Regions from separate parts of the Mus musculus genome. Here region 2 is linked to region 1. A link is a loop called in an ENCODE intact Hi-C map of the cell type or tissue named here. Cell type or tissue: left cerebral cortex. All regions are shown on one strand. Links, peaks and the distances in the headings refer to the core of each region. The heading gives the core; the rest is flanking DNA. Region 1 holds the start of Smim1 (small integral membrane protein 1). Region 2 overlaps Trp73 (transformation related protein 73).

The links. Hi-C counts contacts between places; a loop is a spot of excess contacts. Peaks named below come from ENCODE experiments on the same cell type or tissue, not always from the same donor. Only the 100,000 strongest peaks of a DNase experiment are listed, where the experiment ranks them.
Region 2: it touches region 1 in a loop (4-fold over the local background); 3 of 42 quality-filtered maps call a loop at or near these places.

What each region holds. Positions count from the first base shown.
Region 1 is chr4:154,020,896-154,029,761 of GRCm38, forward strand. It overlaps Smim1 (small integral membrane protein 1), which reads right to left and starts at 5,149. Exons shown (of 4, transcript NM_001163721.1): 1 at 5,014-5,149; 2 at 4,609-4,726; 3 at 2,793-2,996; 4 at 1-2,558. The coding sequence starts at 2,902. The coding sequence ends at 2,432. Ccdc27 (coiled-coil domain containing 27) reads right to left here. Exons shown (of 12, transcript NM_001033455.2): 11 at 7,125-7,229; 12 at 5,749-5,961. The coding sequence ends at 5,839. Lrrc47 (leucine rich repeat containing 47) reads left to right here. Exons shown (of 7, transcript NM_201226.1): 7 at 1-617. In left cerebral cortex, for the core only: CTCF peaks have their summits at 5,250 (motif pointing right) and 7,961 (motif pointing right); DNase peaks (open chromatin) are centred at 1,770, 2,176, 3,390, 4,033 and 2 more places; H3K4me3 peaks cover 1,228 bases; H3K27ac peaks cover 4,651 bases.
Region 2 is chr4:154,102,165-154,110,164 of GRCm38, forward strand. It overlaps Trp73 (transformation related protein 73), which reads right to left. Exons shown (of 14, transcript NM_011642.4): 2 at 2,655-2,732; 3 at 2,156-2,261. The coding sequence starts at 2,710. Among named protein-coding and RNA genes, the nearest start is that of Gm26036, 28 kb to the right of the region's middle. In left cerebral cortex, for the core only: a CTCF peak has its summit at 3,299 (motif pointing left); DNase peaks (open chromatin) are centred at 1,189, 3,291 and 7,574.

The DNA of each region.
Region 1 (8,866 bases), core at 867-8,866:
AGCGTGTCCCACTATTCATGTCCCATCTCTGTGCATCCTGACTGCGCACATCCCATCTCCGCATGTGTACGCATCTGTACCAGCACACAGCTGCCATCCCTCGAGCCACAGTGCCTGGTCCTAAGGACCCAGCAGCTGCACAGAGGACTTGGTGGCCCCGTGCCTTGCCATCTGGCTGAGAAGAGAACCAGACCCTCAGCCTTCCCCCTCGACACCTTCTCGTTGGTGACCTCTGACCTTAAAGGACCATTTCTACCTTCTGTAAAAGAACACCTGTTTGGGGTTGCGTGCGGCTTTCATCCTAAGGCCGTGCGAGAGCCGTTAGCTGTCAGAACTAGTGAAGCTCCAGGCTCCTCGTGGCAGACCCTGGACAACGCTGGTAGCTGTTCTCCATGAGACACGGCTGCTCACAGGTCCCTTTGAGTGGCTGTGGCAAGTACTCACCTACTAAGTGTTTAGGGTGGAGCTATCCTGTGCTCACCCTGTCTCCCCCCAGTTCCTGCTGTTCCCTCCAGCCCAGCCCAGCCCAGGTGTGAGATTCATTGAGATTTTTGAAACTGTTTTTACAGATTCAAGCAGAACGCCTCTTTGTTCTAATAAAAACCCTTGGTAACGACATCTCTGCATCAGCAGCCTTAGCACATGCGTCTCCCAGGACAGTGTTGCAGTTCACCAGTCCTCAGGTGTAGCAGACATCATACATGGGAGAGCAGCCCGAACCCCCACCAGGGTAGGGTGTCCATGACCATGGGGCTCACTGAGCAGCTCCGCAAGATTACTGGGCAGCTGCCAGGAGTGGGCTGGGAGCACCTGACCCAGTGTGGAGTGCAGAATGTGGCTGGAAGCCCGCCTCACTGTCAGCCCGGGACTACAGGAGACGCCTGAGGACAGTGCTCCCGTTCCTTTCCTTCCACATGGTGCCTCCTGCATCAAATACTACTCCTTCCTGTCACCTCTCTACTGCACCCATGTCCCTGGCTCAGCCATGTCTGCCCTGTCTTGCTACACACCTGCTCCAAAGATGACCTCTTGACAAGAGCTCCACTAGGCCTTAGGGGGTCCTTCACTGGGACTTCCTCCCGATGCCCGCCTTGCGATGCCCGCCTTGCGGCAGCTCAGGACTGGGGGGTGCGGGTGAGGTGGAGAACACACCACCGTCTTACCTCATTTGGAGCCTGTGAGTGGAGGGGTGGGGGTGGAGTTGTCTGTTAGACTTGGGGTCTAGACTTGTACTACAGAGGTCCAGGTCAGTTGGAGTAGCTCTACTGCAATCTCCCACACAAGGACCACTGAAGCTTAGGTCGGGCCTAACCAGGAGCCTCTTAGGATGAGGAGGCCAGCCATACCAGCCTCGCTGGCCAGGGAGAAGCAGGGGTTGGCTTCTGGCCTCCTTCCTTTGGCCACTGATAGCAGCAGCCCCTGTGCCTGCCACCCTCTCAGGTCAGTGTGCAGACCTCACAGTTTTCTAGCCACAGCCCGCCAGCCTTGCGCCAATTCACAGCATACTGGGAACAAGGTGTGGTCCAGAGAAGTTCTACATGGGCCACTGGAGAGGGGACCAAAGTCCCCATCGAGTCACAGTGCCCTTGTTCAGCGTCATGTCCTCACATGGTCCAGTAAGGAGGGAACAGGTCCAGCCACATCCTGACCCTTGGGTCTCTGTGTTCTTGGGAGAAGGCCCAGTCAGGAGGGGCACATTCCAAGACAGAGCCAAACAGGAGGAGCTGTGGAGGAGGGTCAGGCCTGGAACAAGTCATGCCTGGCTGGGCAGTGCTAGTGGAGAGAGTCTGTCACCCACTGTTCCTTCAGCAGTGATTTGTCTACAGTCTCTAAGGAGTGGGGGCTGGTGGGGAGGCAGCCGGTAGGGCACACAGCTTCTCTCCGGGCCATCCCTGAGGTGGTAAGCCCCTGTGCCCTGCACAGAAAGATTTGAGGCCCTGTCTGTGTGCCCTGGAAAAAATAGGAGCCACAGTCGTTATTCAGGGCCCATCCTGCACAACCAGGAATCTGGAAGGCCAAAAGACCAGGAGCCCTGCCCACAGGGAGAAGCTCACCCCTGAGGGCTGCCAAGCACCCCCCTGCACAGACCATCACTCATTCCAACCTCAGCTAGGGACGGGCCTAGGCTGGGGAAGATGGAGCACTGGCCAAAGGAATCGGGGCACAAAGCCCAACCTGGGGGTGGGGGGTGGGGGTGGTTCCCTGCTGCTCAGCTGGAGCTTAGCCTAGTCTCCAGCCTGTGTGACTCTCGCTGGTGGCTGCCTGGGCTGGGGTTTCAGTCTTGGGTCTACCCTGTGTACTGGAGATGGGGAGCCATGTTGACAGTGCACACTGGCATCTTCATATGCCCTGGGGTCTGTATGGAGGAGTGTCTGCACAAATGGCCTGTGTACATGGGAGGGAATCCCCAGGGCTGGGAGTGGGGCAGCATTTATTTGCACTTGTGCACGTAGTAGCCAGTGATGTAACCCAGGATGAAGATGATCCAGAAGAGGGCCACTCCACCCAGCACCTTCATGGCTATCCCCAGCTTGCCAGAGCACAGCTTCTGGGAGATCCTAGAATAAGAACAGCCAGTGAGCCCACACCAACGATACGGGGAGGTTCCCGAGTGGGCATGGGTGGGGAAGCGGCGGGCTAGATCGGGAAAAGATGGGCAGAGGTTAGACCTGAGTGCTATGCTATAGGTGGGAGTTACCTATCTGCTCAAAGGTGCCGTGGGCACCTGGACGGGCTGGGCTTGAACAAAGCTGGTCAGGTCAGTGGGAGCTGCTGGCCTGTTGGAACTGTACCTCCTATAGCATGAGGCTTCTTCCGAGCTGGACATGGCGGTCATGCTGACTTCATCCCGGCTGCTGCTGTCCCACCTGCTGTAGTGAACACCACTCTCCTGGGACTGCATGCTGTAGGCCTGGGGTGGAGCTACCACATTCAGGGAGGAGATAAGGCAGGTATCAGGCCAGACTCACAGAAGCTGCTGGTTGGGGAGGGTCTGCCTGGAAGGAGGGGAAGGGATTTGCCAATGATAACCAGAAACTAGCTCAGGGTCACATCAGAAGAACCTGATAAGGAATTCCAGCCCAGGGAGGCAGGGTGGTGGCCAGCCCTGACCCTCGGGAATGTAAGTAAGCCTCTGCATTTACAACTGGGGCCTCTGAGGGGCTCTCCTACCTCCTATTTATCAGGGGAGACAGCCAGTGCAGCCTTCAGAGACCAGGAAAGTGTAGCTGCCAACAACCTGATAACCGTCTTCCTCCCCAGCCCTACAGATAAGGCCTGGAGCTGCTCTCCAGAGAGGCTGGCAAGGGGAGGGATGAGCAGTGGCTGGTGTCTGGTACGGCCAGCCCAGCCAGCCAGGGAGGAGGCCCCGCAGCAGCTGTCCTCAGCCCCTCCTCCACCTGCTGCTTCTGAGAGGAGTCAGGCAGGGCTTCTGTGGGTGCGGGGGCTCCAGAGGGCTGTAGATGGGCAGGAAATAAAGACACACGAGTGCCCAGAACAGAAAGGTTCCTAGCACCAAACCATCCCTGACTCCCCCAGGGCCAGCCACCCCAGGAAAAGGACAGACACAGTGACATCACTGCCATGCATGGTTGCTCCGACCTACTGCCAACAGGCTTATAGTGGACACTAGCATGTCATTTACCCTCTGACCTCTCCTGTTACCTCGTGTTTACCTAAAGGGAGCAGGGCACATACTAGAAGTACAGGCCGTGAGATACGGATAAAGTTAGGTACTGGGTACCCAATGTTCCCTTGTGGCACCCAGCTCCAGGACCCGGACCCTGTCTCCCAGCAGCGGGGGCACTGGGGATACAGCCCGTCCTACATAACCCTGTGTACCTGAAGGTACAGCAGGCCACTGGGCTGCAGGAAATGGGCTGAGGTTCTGGGCTCCAGAACCTCAGGACGCTCGGCTGAATGGGAAGAGGAAGGGCACCATCTTAACAGCCGCGCGTGTCTTCTGGTGGAGCCTCTGACTGACAGCCTGAGGTGACAGAGTGTTGCTGGAGTGTGGGCGGGCTGTTGTTTCAGAAAGAATCTGCCAGCTGCTTGCACAGGGCTGTCCCTTCCTCCTGTGGCAGCCACATTAGGCTGAGACAGGTTAAAGATCCCAATCCCCCCTTTACCGTGTCACCAGTTGTGGGCAAAGTGCTCTCTACAGTGGAATGTGGGGAGAGGGGACTTTTGCTTTCCCCAAATTAAGAGTAGCCACCTCTTTCCTGCCTGTGTGATGGCTGGAGCTGCTACACCCACATATGCAGTCTAGATATCCATGCAACACTCGCCTCAATAGGGCTATCTAAATCTACAGCAAAACCTGCCCACTTGTAGACTTTGGGGTGTGAAGAGAGTCTCCCCAGTTTGTTCAAGCCTGAGGTGGTAGGATCCTGTTATTTGCAGACTATCTTTGGCTGGACAGGCCGCCAGATAGCAGTGAGCTCTTTGGGCCAGGCTAGTCTAGGCTTCCTTCGTGGTAATCTGTCATAGACGCAGTCGGAAGGGCCTACAAGGCCCTTTCAAACACAGAGTGTCCCCTGGAGGGAATCCAACATGCAGCTGCTCATTAAACCGGTTTGCCCACGGAGCACCTCTGAGACCCCAACTTACAAAGGCGCGTCGGAAGCCTCCGGTGCTCAGGAAGGCTGTCAGGGTCTGTTCAATGGATCCCACCTTTCCCCAGCAGGGCAAACCAATTATGCTGAGAGGTAAGGTTGGTGCTTCGAGCCTTAAATAAAGAAAACAGTGGCGAGGAGAGGAGCAGTCAGCTAGAGGAAAGGAAGAAACTGGCCCCAAGGGTGATCCCTCCACCCCACCCCCACCCCAGGAGCTGAGCCGGCAGTTCCAGGCCTGACAGCCTTGGGTGGTTAGGCCTCCCTAACCCTTCCCAGTCCGGAATTCTCCGGCCAGGGAAGCTCTGGCCCCGGAGGACAGGGAATGGTGGGGCGTGCTGCCAGGCCCACCTCCTTGGGCTGTGCGGGAGGGAAGCCGCGGTCTCTACCGAGTGCGACTCACCTGTGCCTCTTGCAAGGGCCGCCCGCACGCCAGGGAGGCTTCTCCAGCCCCCTGGGGTGACGGGGGCGGGGCCGAGGCCGGGGAGAGGGCAGGGTCTGAAGGGCGGGGCCAAGGGAGAGAGGCCAGCCTGGGAAGCCTGCAGTCACAGTCGCCAAGGAAGTCTAGTCTAGATGAGGAGGGGCGGACCCCCCTCGGACTTTTCCCAGCCTGCTGCAGAACCGTACAAGCCATCCCAGACGCCTGCAGAGGGCGCCAGGTCCTTCCCAGCCTCGCAGAGTCGGACTGGAGCTCAGGCTCAGTTCCGTGCTCCCAGGTAGAGCCTGGGCACTCTCCAGATGGAAGACAGAGATGGCCCCTTTGAACTGGTGGCACCCAGTGCAGGGGAGCTGCAGTAGCAGAAGAGCGGGTGCGCAAGATGTGGATGAAGAGCCAGCAGGTGAGTGAGCGCTCTACTGAGCAGAACACGTGGTACAGACTTCATGACCCACAGACCGCAGGAGCCCAAGGATTGGGAAGATGTCCTCTGTAGCTCTACTGCCTCCTGCCTCCCACCCTTTCTCCATCTTCCAAAGGGGCCCCGGTAGCAAGAGCATGCCCCAGCAGAAGTTTGGATCAGAAGGAGCATGGGGGCACCCAGCCTCTGACCCAGAGGAGGGTGCAGTGGGAGGGGACATGACCTGGGTGGTTCAGGTGCAGAGAATGAGGTCCTGTAGGTACCAGAGAGATGAGACGGTGGCCAACTCTAAGGTTTAATTATCTATCACAGAACTAGCCACATAGACTGGCTTTGCCAGCAGGGTCCTGGTCTCAGCTGGGCATGCTGTATCACTTGGATGCCATCTTCTTGATCTTGCTAGGCAGGGAGACATCTGACTGCTGTAGTGGGGGCACCTTCACGCCCTTTTGCTTCAGCTGACTGTAGAAGTCACTCCTCTCCGAGATGATCCTCTGAACAAGAAACATAGTCAGTGGGTGCTTTCTCAGCTCTGCAAGGAGGTCTCCCACCCCCACCCCAGGACTTGCTGCAGCAGGCAAGAGCAAACCCATATCAAAACAAAGGCAGAGATCTCTGCCTCTGAAGTGTGTGTCCCTGCCGGAGCTGTGATGCCACAGGAGGCAGGGTGGAAAGTGACAATGTGCTTGTCCCAGGAGTAGGCTTGTGTCTAACCTTCACTATAAACCCACCCCTTTGGTCAACACGGCACTGAAGGGAATATGCCTTAGATGCCTACAGACCAGAAAGCTGTCTGATCTCGTGCAGAAGGGCCATCTGGTCCCTCCCCAGCTCTGTCCTCACTCCTAGCAGAAAGAGTTATGGGACCTCAGGCATCTACTCTGCCCTGTCCCACTTCCCTCCCCACCAGCAGACACAGGCCATAGTCCTGTCCCCAGGGTCCTACTCCTCAGAGGTAGCAGTGACTCAGGCTCACTCCCCATGAGCTACAGGGAAATGCCAGAATGTTGGGCTCACAGGGCAATATAACAGAAGGCCTAGACCTTGGGAACAGATTGGCTGCTAGTGAGATGCGACCCTATGTCACATGTGGCCGCAACCAGAGCAGCCTGGTACCTCAGTGATCCCCAGGACTCTGGTGCCCAATACCTTCAGAGTAGGCATGCCTATCCCTTTAAAAAAAAAAACCCTACAGTGTAGAGAAATGCACAGCCCTAGGATTAGCCCCAAGGGCTGGTGGACAGTGCTGCAGCCCCAGACCTGTCTAAAGTTTCTGCCTTGGGGGTCCATAGGAGTTGGCAAGGCTGAGGCCAAGAGGGAGGAGTCTGTGCCAGGACTCTGGCCCAGCAGCTTCTATAGAGAAGGCTCCACCAAGGAAGCTGAGCTGGCCAGACAACTTCCAGAATACAGGCAGCCAGTCCCTCTCCCTGTGCAGGGATGAGGGTTAGGGTAGCTGAGTGCCCCTCCTCCATGAGGCTGTATCTCAGGTTCTACAACTCCATGCTACAGCTATCCCCAGGGATAGCCTGGTCTCAAGGACTGTCCTGGGGTTACAGTGCATGGAAGGCATAGGCAGAATGAGAGCTGGGTTTCCATGAGTCCAAGCCTCTCCTCTTCCCTCAGCCTCAGGTGGCGAACACAGCTTGACTCCCCTCACCTGCAGGGATTCCAGGATGTAGCTATCAGAGAGTTCCATGGACAAGTTCTTGTTCCCACTGACACTGAAGACAGCCTGGATGATCTTATTCCTTAGCTTCTCATACTGTGAACAAAGGTGAAAGGCACCCCGCTGCTACCGAGAACGATGCCTGGCCCTGCTACAGTAAGCCTGCAGGCCAGGAAAGTATTTCTTGCTTCTGCGTGTCATGGCTGGAAGTGGTACTTGCCCAAGAGTTAGAATATTCTGGATCGAAGCCCAGTTCCTTGGGTGGCCCCACACCGAAGCACAAAAGCTTTAGCATACCAACTTGCTTATTTTTATGTTCTTAAACTAAAAAAGTGTGTTTACATGCGCCACACACACACACACACACACACACACACACACACACACAGAGTGGAAATGAGGGCCTCTTACATGCTAATGAGGGAAGCTCTCCACCACTGAGATATATTCCCAGCCCTGTACATGGCTGTAAAATATCACCACAGCTAGAGCAATGGCTCCATGACTAAGAGCACATGCTGCTCTTGCAGAGGACTTGAGTTCTGTCCCCAGCACCTAACAGGAATCACTGCTGCCAGTATCTCCAACTCCAGGAGACCTGATGCTCTCTTCTGGCTTTTGAAGGCATATACACACAGACTCAAAATACTGTAAAAAAAAAATAATAAAAGTGGTATACACTTCAGTTTCTAGATGCCACTGAAGACCTCAGCCTCTTTTTGTTTGTTTGTTTGTTTGTTTTGCTTAGTTTTATATGTATGGGAGTTTTGCCTGAGTGCTGTCTGTACACCAAATGCATGCAATGCTCATAGAGGCCAGAAGAGGGCATCAGATCCCATGGGACTGAAGTTATTTGGTAATTGTGAAGTAACTGCCTGTGTGGGTGCTGGGAATTGAACCCATGTACTCTGGAAGAGCAGCCAGTGCTCTTAATGGCTGAGCTAACACTCCAGCCCCATCTCAGCCTCTTTAACAATTTGCCCCATCCCTTCTCTAGAAACTATCAATTGTTTAGACAAATCTCTTTCATCTATTACACACCTACACACACACACACACATGCACGCACACACACACCATCCATTAAACCTTGACAGTAAAAAAGTAGCCAGTGAGATAGCGCATCAGGTAAAGGTACTTGCTATTGTGACTGATGGATGACCTGAGTTCAATATTTGAGACCTACATAGTGGAAGGAGGAAACCAACTCCTAAAAATTAGCCTCTGACCTACACACATCCACGTGCTCAAGTGTGCGTATACACAAGAGAAAGGAGGAGACAGACAGAGATTAAGGAAACATGTGATACAAATTTTAAAATATAATAAGGACTGGATTCCAAGCCCGGCGTGGTAGCGCATGCCTTTGATCCCAACACTTGGGAGGCAGAGACAGGCGGATTTCTGAGTTCAAAGCCAGCCTGGTCTACAAAGTGAGTTCCAGGATAGCCAGGGCTATACAGAGAAACCCTGTCTCGAAAAACCAAAAACCAAACAACAAAACTGGATTCCATTCTGGTAAAGTACTTGCTTAGCGTGCACAACACCCCAGGTCTCACCTATGACAAAAGAAAATTAGAAACCAAATCTAATAAAAATGATACAGGGTGTACAGGACCCCTAAAGCCTGCTTTCTCCTCCCCACTCAGCACCTTCCCCCGGCCCACCAGGACACTCTCCAGGAAGCCGGGAGGTGGTTCTGAGTGCTCTGATCCTGACTGTGGGCATATGAC
Region 2 (8,000 bases), core at 1-8,000, 80 kb after region 1:
CTCACCCCACCCCCAGTTCCCTGCAGTCCAGATGAGCTCTGGAGCATTGCTGCCACATGGCCCTATCTGTCACTCATCTCTGAGTCTTGATTTTTGCTGTCAGGACTGCTGGAAGTTCTGAGCATACAGGAAGCTGTTGGACCAGTAGCTGTCTCTTGAAAGAACTGTGCATGAGGGTCAGCTGAGCCCTGCAGAAGGGAGGCCAGGAAGTCCTGTTTCCAGGGAATTCCCACTTCTAGGAGCTGAGCTGTGCGCCCAGGAATTTCGTCCATGGCTTTACTGCAAGGCGTGTTGCTACCTGAGAAAGCGGCCCCTTGTTTGTGGAGGTGTTGAGCCCCGCCCGTGTTACCCCTGCTGGGAGCAGCATGCCCCAGCAGGTGAGCACCCAGGAGCACCCGCCAACACGTTTACGTTGGGCATCTTTGGGGCCGGGGTGGGTACCACATCCCTAGCCTCCGGGGCCCCAGGGCTGTTCCCTGCTTCTTCCTTCAGTCACAGTGGGGTCTCTGAGCACTCTGCCCTCTCAGGCATAAGCTGGGTAGCTTAGACTGTGGGAGGCAGCTTCCAGAACTCCTAAAGCAGGCATCTTTAGAGTCTTTGTGTAAGGCCCTCCCTCCCTGGAGCCTAGTAGCCACCTCCTATCCCTCTATACTGGAGAACACATATATCCTAGATGATGGGTGTCAGAATCATGTCTCTACGGAGTAACAGGCAGGATGGGGGACTATCCTCACCATGATGCAGGACCATTCTCTTCCCCAAGCCCCAGGCTCTCCTTCCACAGCATCTGCCTCAGTTCCCTTGCCTGTAAAATGGACACTTACAGGTGAACTGCTATTCTGAAACAGGCTCCTGAGCTGGCAGAGATCAGGGCTGGACAGGCAGAGCTCAGAGAAGTGGGCATCACCAGGATGATACCCTTACCCCCTGGGGCTGCCACTATAGAGAGTCTCACCCAGTTCCATGGGAGATCAGTGGGCTCTGACCAACCTTCCACCTCTACAGAGAGAGGGGAGAGTAAGGGCATAGTGCCTCCTGTCTCTTCAACCCTTGTTCACTAATGCCTAAAGTGGCCAGGCTTCTCCCTCCAAGTAGGGGTTAGCCTCACACTTTGCTTGGCTTCTAGAGTCCCTGGGCCTCTAGCATATGGCTCATCAGGTGCTAGTGGGAGGAAGGCTACACTGGAGACATGCTCAGCTGTCTGGTGCCTCTGCAGCCGACATGTGCCAACTCGGCTTGGGCTTTGCTCTTCCTTAATGTGCTTGCAGGGTTCCTCCAACAAGTCCCCGCCTGACGCTTTCCCAACCCTCTCGCCTTTGGGATCCTAGCACTTTGGTGGTCCAGTAGGGGAGGATGCTGAGGACAGAAGGCCTCGAGGGACTTCCTCGGGAACAGAGGCCTTCACTTGCCCTTTGCATGCTTCAGTCACCTTCCTCCAGTTCCTGGCACCACCAGGGCACGGCAGTGGTAGCCAGAGAGTGAGGCAGGAACAGAATCCCACAGCTACTGTGTCTTCTTGCCAAGAGGAGCTCCCAATAGGAGGCAAATTCCAAAGGCTGGCTGCTTGGTACCCCTCTTGGTCCCAGGAAAGAGCGCACAAGATGAGGAATAAAACCACTGTCTCCACTGGCCACATCTTCCTCTCCTAATATAAGGAGCCTGCCTTAGTACCCTTCATCCTGACCAGTCCAGAGATAGCTATAGAAACATGGGCCAATCAGAAAGATAGGGACAGCTCAGAGGCACATAGCAAACAAGTATGCTCAGACCAACATGAAGAAGCAGTGTTTCTGGGCAAAGGAAAAAGAGGGGTGGCCTCTCCACGGGGCCTCAAAATGTTGGACAATCTCTGAGGGCCGAGGCTTCCAAAGAACAAAGGTACCCCAGGAAAAACCAGAGAAAGAGAGATGCAAGTGAAAGAGGAAGTGGTCCCAGGGAACCACCTGGGTCCAGCCATGCCCGAAGCTCTTCCTACCGCTGGGTCCAATCATGCTTGAATCCATTCTTACCTAGGAATCGACAGTACCATGAGCTCATTGCATATTTTTCTTCCGACCCAAGGTGGGCTACCCAAAGCCCTGCTTCCTCGTTCCACCGGAGAAAAGCCAACCCGCATTTATCACCAACATCCAGTCTTTAGCGCAGCCCCGCTCACCATGCCTTGCAGGTGGAAGACATCCATGTTGGACTCCTCGCTGCCTGATGCCTCGCTAGTCCCTTGGCTGGGCTGGGGGAGGTCAAAGTAGGTGCTGTCTGGCTCTCTGTGGGGGTGGAGGGGAAGGACACTGGATGTTAGCATCTGCTCCAGAATCCGCTGTGCTCCCCTGGTTCAGGATATCAGGCTACCCCATGTGTGTGTGTCCATCCCAGGAGATAAGCCATATGTCCTTGGACTTCCGGAGTTTTCCAGCTCCCACAATCCCTGCCAGCCCTCGGCTTGCCCTTCAGGACTATTAGAAAATGCTTCATACACATGATCTCTGTGCCCACAGCCCTCTAGAGAACTGGCCAGAGGACAGACCATGACTGTGGGTCACATGCACACAGGACATGGCCCAAGGCAGCTGCTACCTCAGCAGACCCCTCTCCCAACCTATTTATTCCAAGCCAGCTAAGCCAACCAAACCCAGTGAGGCGGAGTTCTCCATACTCACAGAGAACTCCACAGGTGCTCGAAGGTGGAGGAGGAGGAAGAAGAGGTCTGGGCCATCTCCCCAACGCTGCCGCTCATTCTGGAAGAAGAGGGAGGACACTGAGAATTGGGGAATCCTGCCTTCCTCAGTACCAGGCGAGCCAAGTGGACGGCGGGGCTGCCTATGATGGTGCAAGGAGACCCCAGAGCTGTGCTAAGTCCTTCCACTCACGTTGCTTTCTCCCCCCCCCCTTGCCTCCCTTTTCCCTGTCTAGCTCCCCTTCTCTTCCTCCCTACCATCACCACTCCCAAGCAGCTCATTCTCTGGTCCAGGAGGTGAGACTGAGGCAAGCTTGGTTTTAGAGACGCCATTCCCGGATTCTGCTGCCAGAAAACGGGTAAGAAGGGCATGTGCCCTCACATTGGGTAGATGCTGTTGGAGAAGGGAATTTAGTCTTTGTGGTCTTGGGTCAGTTTTTTGAGAGAATGGGCCATGACTGCCGTCACCGTGTCCTAAACCTACAATGACGGCCAGGGTTAGGTCAAGCCAGGTCTTGGTTTGTGTATGTTGGAGGGGGAAGGCTGTGACTTGTCGCCAGGTCTTCGAGACAGCTCAAACTTCATCCGTTCCTCTTAGTAAGAGCGTGTGTAGGGCGCCCCCTGCTGGAACCATGCCTGTAATGCACAGTTATGCAGGTTACCGTGGGACTCAAGACCCTCTATGGTCCTCACCCTCCAAGGTCTAAGGCTAAAGTCCTAGGACTGCCCTGGAGTTGTCACCTGTGGATGGTCTCCTCAAAGGAGATAAAGGGGAGCAGGGTCACTCTAGCCCCAGCTAGTACCCACAACCGCTTTCCCCACGATTTCCTCAGCACAGCCTCCCACGCGGAGGCTCCGCCCACTCACAGTCACCCTGGAGGCGGGGCAGCGTAAGGGCGCTCAGGCACAGTAAATTGTGGGAGGGTGGGGCAGGGAAACCCCAGCCCACCTGCCCGCTGCCCATTAAGGAGCAGCCTCCCTGGGGCAGCCTTCTAAGCCCGCAAACCAGCTTGGCCCAGCTCTGCACTGCCAAGCAGACAGGTCCAGACTTGCCCAGGGCTGGCAGGGCAGATCTGTCGCTTTTGTCTGACCCCAGGCAGGAGGCTGCTCATAGTGGTTTGTGGCACGCATCTAGAGATGGCACGCGCCAGGCCATGGGTCCTCAGAGAAGTGGCACAAGCTGAGAGGGCCAGTAAAAGGGGACCAGCTGAGCACAGGTAGAGAGTGGGGTGGGGGCTCAGTCAGCAAGGGAGGATGACACAGGACAAGTACCCTGTACATATCGCAGTCCTGCCCTACTCAGAAGACAGGCTCAGAGGCCTTACATGCCTTGCCCAAGGTCACACAACTATAATAAGCACAGGAATTAACATAATTTATGCTCTTCTCCAGTAATAAGGATTAATTTTTCCCACCTCCCATTTATCACAGTCATGAAGGTTTTGACAAGCCATTGGCCAACCAGCATGGAAGGTGGACAGAGCTGCCTTCACCAGCTCCGGGGGAATGGTACTTTCTGGTGAGGAGCCATTGGTCAGGGAGGTATCTCTTCGCAGTCAGAGTGGGCTGGTCAGCTGGGCCAGGCTGGTGGACACCCTGAGACCCAAGAGGACATGCTTAGAAGTCCTACCCCAGGGACCACTTGGTCCTCTTCTCCCTTTTACAAGGACTACGCCAAGCTCAGAAAGGGAAAGGACATGGCTCATGTCACACAGTGAATGGACTCCAGGCCCCTTCGCAGTGACATTATTCACTTTAGCCAGACAGGGTGAGAGACTGGGAACACATCAGAAGAGGAACTGCCAGATACAATATGACCCGGACATGTTAGGTGACATTTGACTGTGACCAGGAACGAACTGCTGATTCAAAACAGCACAGTGTAGACGGACTGTGAAGACCGTGCTGAACCACCTAGTGTCCGAGCAACATGTACTGAACAGGAAATCCGAACAGGGAGGCAAAGGCAGGTTGGGGGTGCCAGCCTGAGGTGCTACGGCAGCGAGCAAGGGCTCATGGGGCCAGGGTTTCTCCTGGGGATTTAAGACGCTGGAAGTCGCTGAGCTTCAAGCTTCAAAATGTTGTTTGGAAGACAGCAGTGGTGCACACGTGCAGTCCCTGCTGTGACAAGGCTGAGGCAAGCTCATCAGATCAAGGTCAGTCAAAAACAACAACAATAATACTTTTAGAATAAAATGCTAGTTATATGTTAGGAGAATTTCAGGGCATTCCTTAAATTTTTACTTAATTACATTGGTCGATTGATTGATTGATTGATTGATTGATTGTGAGGAGTGGATTCTTTCTTTCCAGTACATGGGGTTCAGGGATTGAACTCAGGTCATCAGGCTTGGCAGCAATCACCCTTACCCACTGAGCCATTTCACTGGCCCACATTTTTTTTTAATTAAAAAAAAAAAAAGGGAAAGACATTTGTGGCAGGCAGCACCTGGAATGAATGTCAGTCCTGCTGTGACCACACTGTCTGAGATGGTCTCCCAAATTCCTTTGCCACACCCACTGATGTTCTCAGGATAGGAATGAGCACTTTGAGACCCCCTGTTAGGCTGAGGACTCCAAGTGTATGTTCCTGGAAGATTCCCATCATAGATGTAGCCTTGGAAGTTGTCAGCAAGAGCCTTGGATTGGATGGGATCTGGGTATCACAGTACAGATTGTACCAGGAGTACTCTGCTGGTAACTCTACCTGCCACACCTTACCCCACCTGTTGACACCCATGCTGGCTTGCCTTCCCAATTCCAGAAACGGCATATCTGAAGGTGGACAGCCTACTGAGAAAGCAAGGGAGGATTTGGGTCCCTCTTCACCCCTTGTGTCCACATGGCCAGCTCAAGCAGAGGGAAGAAAAAAATGGCAGGTGCCCAGTGCCTGGAAATAGAGCGGGAGGTGGGAAAGGGGCTACCTGCAGGCAGCAGACTTCCAGGAGCTTGGCAGAGTTTGCAGCTCTGCCCCAAGACCCCTTGCCAAGTCCTCTGCTTTCCACACCTCCTGCCTACCAGGTCCTCCTGCACCCACACAAGGAAGGAGCATCCAACCAAACCTCTCATGCTGAAGATCAAATTCTGACCTGCTTGCCAGGGACACAGGCCCCTGCTCACCCTCCTATCTTGCCCCTCACTGGTTGCTAGAGTCCTAACAGTCTTAATGGGAGGCACATGGGCCACCTGCTAGTGTTTGGCTCTGTACTTCTAGTCCTTCAGCTGGGACATGCCTCCTTGCCCACGTCCTTAAATGGTCCTTACTAGCATCTAGCTCTGAACTCATGGAGCACCACAGCCTCACGGAAGCCACCACTATCACCCAGCCCTGTCACCCTCCCCCCATTTTCTACAAAATTCCTGCAGCTGGTAACCCAACCTTACTATATTATAAACTTATAGTCTCTCTCTTCAGAGAGACAGAAAGGGAAAGAGGGAGGGAGGAAGGGAGGGAGGGGCACAGAGAGACAGAGAGATAATTGAAGAGTCAGAGCCAGAGTCAGGGGCAGGGATAGGATAGTTGGATGGATGGATGGATAGATAGATAGATAGATAGATAGATAGATAGATAGATAGATAGATAGATAGATAGATTATAGAGAGACAGACATATGACAGTCAGAGGCAGGGGCAGAGGCAAGATAAATGAATGGATAGATAGACTGATAGATGGTAGATAGATAGATGATAGATTGATAGATTATTGCTAGATGGTAGATAGATGATAGGTACATACATATATACATAGATGATAGATACATAGATAGATACATGGATGATAGATACATAGATGATAGACTGATAGACGATAGATTGATAGATTATAGATAGATAGATGATAGATACATACAAACATAGATGATAGATAGATATATAGATGTAGATAGATAGGTAGATAGATGATAGATTGATAGATGCATGGCAAGCTCTTTACTGAGCCCTTTCTATAGGTCCCACACACTCCTCTAGCTAAGAGATGTGTCCACCAGAGGAGCGATCCCCAGACACCGCAGGAACAGATTACATAAGCACGGAAAGTGATTTAAAACATCAAGTCATGATGGCAAAGAGGCCAGTTTTGAGAAACTACTTGTCCTCTGGAAAGTACAAAAAAAAATCAGTGTTGGGAAGCACAGATATAGAAAATAATCACGTTGTGCGTGTGTGCATGCCTGTGAGTGCAGATGCTCAACTCAGAGGTCAGAGGACAGCTTCCGGGAGTCAGTTTTCTCCTCCTACTCTGTAAGTCCCAGGGATCAAACTCGAGTTTTCAGAACTGGTAGCAAGCACCTTCACCCACTGAGCCATCTCACTGGCTCTGAGATTGTAGTTTTTACTGAAGACTTGAGTTTTCCTAGAGAGAACACGCATCCCGTGGTGTGAGGAGAGGCATAGAAGGCCCAGAATCGGCAGAGGGAGACTTTAGGGAGAAGCACCAACCAAGGAGGGCTGGCCCCGCCTGGCCCGCCGTGTCAGAAGCTCTGTCAGCAGCCAGGTCACAGGCTGTGGGCATGGCAGGGATCTGGGCTGTCTCTGGCCCTGCCCTAGCCTTGCCTCCAGCTCCGTCAAAGCCTCAGATGAGCCTCCTCCTTTGCTGAGCTGGATCTCCTCCAGGCCTGGCAGTGCCTGCATCATGAAACAGGACCACAGCAAGCTGACAAAGATGGTCTGTGCCAAACTCAGACCTCAGCACCTGCTACCCGCCCCCCCCCCCCAAGGAGTCCCAACAAGCATGAGAGTCAGGGGTACAGCAGCCAGACCTGTGGTGCCAGGATATGCGGAGGAGAATAAGGCTGTAAACGGAAAGCCACACACACGGATAGCACATGCTCACTGAGCCAACGGCACGGCTCCTCCACTGAGCCAACACCGAGCCAATGACAGGCCTCCTCACTGGAGGACACAGCTCCTCACTGAGCCAACGGCGGGCGCGGCTCCTCCACGGAGCTCCGGCAGCTCTGACTGGACTTGAGCCCATGGATATTTACATCTGCTGGGAACAATTCCATCCTCAAAACTGGGTGGTGGAAGGCCCCGTGGGCCTCCACGGAGAGAGAGAGCCCAGGGATGCTAACCAGACTCCTGGCAGGACTTCTGGGCCCACGCAGCAGCCTAGATGGGCTCCCCCAACTAGTTCAGAGATGAGTAAACTGTGTTTGAGACCCAAGGGGCTTGCCCAAGTAATTCAGCTAGGGCTTGCACCAGAGCAGGTTTGCCGGGGATGTCCTCTATCCTCTGGCCCCTAAGGAAGTCTCCGACTCTCCCATTACCTCACCCTGCACGTGGCCGCGAGTCTCAACTTCCCAGCAAGAGCTACCAACCTTCGAAC